2 separate regions of the Mus musculus genome follow, and region 2 is linked to region 1. Evidence: chromatin loops called from intact Hi-C (ENCODE). Cell type or tissue: left cerebral cortex. All regions are shown on one strand.

Region 1 (2,500 bases):
AGAGGGAAGGAGGGAAAGAGAGGGAGGGAGGGAGGGAGGGAGGGAGGGAGGGAGGGAGGGAGGGAGGGAGGGAGGGAGAGGGAGAGGGAGAGGGAGAGAGAGAGAGAGAGAGAGAGAGAGAGAGAGAGAGAGAGAGAGAGAGAGGAGATTCTGCATTGAGATTCATACAGCTCATTAACTTATAGTGGTCCATAGAAAGTGTATGTAAGCAAATATGAGCTCAACGTCTTGTGGGAGGCAGAATAAGAACCCAAAGGAAGACACACACCGCATAAGAACTGTAGTGTTTTTCCTGTCTCTGTTCACAGATAGTTTAGCATAAAAAAGTATATTCAAGATCATTGCCCCCTAAATATTTACACAGCAATGCTAACTGTCATTATGTCACACACTTTTCTTTCTGTCCCCAGGCACTTCAAACAGCTGATCTTCAGGCTTTCTAGACAGAGTGTCCTTTACAATTTACTTAGTGGCTAGTGGAGACTAGAAGAAGGGATTCTACCCTGAACTTGATAGTAATGATCTTGGTCCCTACGTAACTTAGAAGGGCTTGGCTATGACAACAATCAGTGTAGAGACATAAAAACATGACAAGTTAGTTTAATTTCCTAGGAGTGAGCAAACTGAAAAATGTGGTCCGAGGGGATGAGGATATAGTAGAGCTTTTGAAAGTAAAAGATGCTTAGCTTAAGGAGCCAGAACATCGTAACTTATCGTTATTGAATCAAAACCAAAATATGAAAAGTCCTGAATTTTACCTGGAGAGCAGAAGGAAAGTTCAATTCTGGAAACAGGTTTGATGTAAGCTTATTTGCTAGAATTCCATTTTCCAAGCTGAAAACCTTGGTTTAATATAACACACAGAAAAACAAAATGAAAGAGCATATTATATGTTATTCTGTTCTCCTATTATTTGGCTGTAGGTAGAGAACTAGACACCACATCCTATGGAGAGAGTATCCCCGCTAATTACTAAGATAGAACAGGTTGTTTATTGATCTTGTTTTAGAAGTGAGTCAAAGCAAAAGTTCACATCCCCAGTCATAAACCTAGCCATTTGTCATCCAGAACTTTGTAATTTATTTGTACCAATCACACACTATGACTGACAACAGGTAGAGATAATGAGCTGCTGACCACCACTGTTCTATTGCCTCTCGCTTTCCTTCCTCTGAAGGACCAGCTCAGCCTCTAGCTGAAAAGACTTAGCTATCATAAGCACTGCCAATTAATGTGTTTTGTTGCATTTTTCTTTTGATCACAGAAAGGGCCTTTCAAAGTGCTGCAGATAAAATCTTCGGTCTTTGGCTTTCCTCCACTATGGATTCTTAGAGGCCTGAACTTTGCAAAGAAACTTTTTGTTTTCCCCAAATATTTCCAAGTCCAGAACTCAGTTAAAGGCCCCTGAGTACAGAACATTCATCCTTTTCTCAAGTTGCTACTGCTTAGTTTTACTCGAACACAAAAGATGGGCAGCCGCAGAACTCACATCCCAGCACTTAGCGATCTAAAGGTGCTTTCATGTTTCTGCCAGTAGCATGTACTGAGGCTCCGCTGGATTGTTCGCAACTAAGCTGTTGTGATTACACAGCCAAGTCCCCACCACTGCCTGCCAACCAGAGATTTTGAATAGGGCTAGTAAAAGCAGTGGCAGAGCCATTGAGAGAGATGGCAAATTTGATTAAATGAAAGAAAATAACAGGAGAAAATTCTAGAATGTTTTCACTATATTTTTGCTTTCCACTATAATTTTGTTTTCCAGAAATTGAAAAATGAAACATTTTTCCCTATTAAAATGATTGTTGATGCTATTTCTAGAATATTCAACACAGCACCCCTTCAAAGTTGTTTACAGATAATATTGAACTTGTGGATGTGAAAACTTTTGAGTCCATTTCTTGCTGAAGGTGAGCAACATAAACTCTCCGGGATCTCTACACAGGAAAACAAACTGTTATTATGACTCTGACTCCCTCCACCTACAATTTTTTTAGCCATTTACCATTTTAAAGTAAAACAGAATTTTGAGTCTCATTACAGAATCATGGACTTACAAGAACAAAATTTACATAGGAGAAGTCGTGCATGCTTTTGAGCTTGGCGTGTTTCCAACAAAAGACTTCATGTTGTGTTTTGGAATATTTATTTTTTGAGCCTGATACAGTGTTTTCATTTGGGATAATTTAACCTTAGCCCTAAAAGCCCAAATGGAAACTACCTAACTATTAATAATAAATGGATGTTTAAAAAGTTAATCTCCTGGAAGTAGACAGTAAAATAATGGTTGCTAGAGGGACACATATTGGTAAGAAAAAATGGAATAAGGACTGGAGCTTTTCTAGGCAATGCTTTCTTTTTTTTAACCCCAGCTTTTATGAACCTTGTACTTGAGCACACATCTTGCATCAAGTGCAGTGCAAGATTATCAAGATTTTTCATAGCCCCTGTGAAATCTCATGTGTACAGCACTCTTCTCTCTGGGCTTCAGTTGTATGGACAC
Region 2 (2,500 bases), 85 kb after region 1:
TGACATGAAGAGTCAAGGAAACACATTTAAGCACTTGATGAATGTTGGCGTCCTGTCCTGTCTTTTTATCCCTATATTCCAGGCTATCTGAATGGTGCACATAGAAGATCCAGTAAAAAGAATGGAAATTACAGTCCAGACAAACATTCAACATCAATCAGAAGAGAAGCTATACCCATAGCCTGTGTACCCAGAGGCTGGTTTCTACAACCCTATAAGCAAAACATATATTCTATTTAAACGATCATTGTTTTGTGAACAGACTCGTACATCTGAGGCTGGCATCATACACCTAATCCTTTAGCCTCAGTCTTCCAAGGCTGGTTACAATTCTTCTTACTCTTTTCAATGTAGACAGTTGAGTACAGGGATTCTGGAAATGGGTAATTCTATGGAGCATTTAATAAAATATATCAATATTCTTCACTGGAAAAATACCAGAAGTGATCTGCAATAACCTGAACCAGAACTCAATTCTCAAGAATTAAGACTTATAATGATTATAATGATATCTTGGACTCATACAGGAAATATTAAATACCTGCTTGGAAGTACAGGAAAGAATGAACCTTCCAGAGAAAGGTACAATCAGGAACAAAGAATAAAATGGAATGCACACAAAAGTACTACTTTAATGATCTCAAACACAGAGAAAGTCCAACCACTCCATTCCTTATCAAATTTATAATCCACGTGTGGCTCACTTTATCCCACTTCTCAGGACTGTCACACAAACTTACATAGAAGCAGAAAATGTAATCCAAACCTGAATTGGCATTATATTTTGTGCAAGGAAACAGATTCGACCGCAGATTTAATTAAGAAAGGAATGAAAGTTATTTCTCTGAATGGGTAGTTCCTGTTTAATATCGAGGTTGAGTATCTGTTACTATCCCTCAATACAGGGCTGTGAGAAAGGAGACAGGAGTAGCAGTGAAGAATTAGAGTCTTGTGGGTTAAAACGGAACAAAACATTTCCTGAGAGAAGTCTGTGTCTGTCTCAGCTGACCTGCTCCATCCTCTGTCCCTGAATCAAAATGTTTTACTGCCCCCTGCTGCTTTTAGCTGCAGAAGCTGACAGAAGCTCTCCTCTCGCCCACTCTCCGTCACTTGGCCAGTGCCCTGCTCGTAGCATCCCCTTTTCTAGGATGAACAAGGTTCTGTTTTGTTACAAAACTGAACTTTTAGATTCACAAAGGTATAGTAATTGTACAAAAATATGCAGGAAGATCTCACAGCTTTGAACAGCCTGTGTACACTTAAGAAATGCTATGTACACCATTTATTTAGAAATTTCCAATTACACCTTTTTGTCAGGAAGGGATCACTAAGCCCCCACGCATCATATGTCTTTATTTGATGCTAACCCAAACTTTCTTACTTAAGTACACAAGCTGTGTATATAATTAGAGATTTCCCACATGTAATATTACATACTTTAGATTCAGCTGAATATAAAGTATGAGCTTGGCTTTTCCTATGCTATAAATATACGTGTATATATTAATTTTAGGTTATTTCAACAGGTACTATAGGCCTTAATTTTACCCTAAGTTCTTATTTAACCAAGTCCAGTGTGGTGACAATTATGTTTTCTTCCTTCTCGATATGTACATAGTGGTGTGGGTGTTGTATAAGTCACAAAAAATCTATGATGAAAATAAAACGAACAAACAAAAAGAAGAAAAGAAAGAGAAAAACAAAACAATACTCCACCACATTATTCATTCTTACAGTGAATACATAACTTCTAAGTCCATCCTAAGTGTGGCTTTCTTCCTATACTGCATCCATCAGATGTTGTTGCATGTCTGTTAGTCCTAAAATGAACTGACAAATATGTCTTCTCTTTTTCAGAAATTCAGAGTGAGGTGTAAACATGAGCAGAATAGTCTTTTTAAATTTTTTACCTTAAATCCTTGAAGGTATCTTGCAGTTCACCCTCCTGCAGGTCAGTGTTAGAACTTTTATTGCTTCCACTTAGGGTTGCACATTATTATGTAAAAGGTGACCAGAATATTAATACCTTAAAATAAAATTATAGATTATTATTTCTAAAACTTCTGTAAGGTGCTGAGGTATATGTGAGATACAAAATTATGTAGATGTTGGTACTGGCTGGGCTCAGATGGTGGTGTGGCTGAATCTCCATCCTCAACCATGACATGTCTTGATGTTCCTCACACTGTGGCAACAATTCCATGAAACTGTGTTGCAAATAACAAGCATTTCATGAAGACAATTCTCAGTATATACATCCTTGTCAACCCACTGATTGCATGTCACTTATTAGGGGTTCATTTGGCAATATATCTCAGCCCCAGATGCAGGTTGAGAAAAAGGCACCAAACAAGGCAATCAGTTTGAGAGGTATCTTTCATATTACCAACGTTAACAGTCCATTAGAATGTCTTACATTACATTAAATTTCCATTGAATTTCCCCTTCAAAAACTCCTTTAAATGCATTCTACCTTATAATTTCCAAAGTCCTATACTTA

The links. Hi-C counts contacts between places; a loop is a spot of excess contacts. Peaks named below come from ENCODE experiments on the same cell type or tissue, not always from the same donor. Only the 100,000 strongest peaks of a DNase experiment are listed, where the experiment ranks them.
Region 2: a loop joins it to region 1, with 2.4 times the contacts of the local background. A loop is called at or near these places in 9 of 42 quality-filtered maps.

The regions. Positions count from the first base shown.
Region 1 is chr5:48,121,866-48,124,365 of GRCm38, reverse strand. All of the region lies in intron 4 of Slit2 (slit guidance ligand 2), which reads right to left. Among named protein-coding and RNA genes, the nearest start is that of Mir218-1, 100 kb to the left of the region's middle. In left cerebral cortex, no CTCF peak of the experiment used is centred here; a DNase peak (open chromatin) is centred at 1,460.
Region 2 is chr5:48,036,770-48,039,269 of GRCm38, reverse strand. The region is part of intron 4 of Slit2 (slit guidance ligand 2); the gene reads right to left. Among named protein-coding and RNA genes, the nearest start is that of Slit2, 55 kb to the right of the region's middle. In left cerebral cortex, a CTCF peak has its summit at 1,065 (motif pointing left); a DNase peak (open chromatin) is centred at 1,059.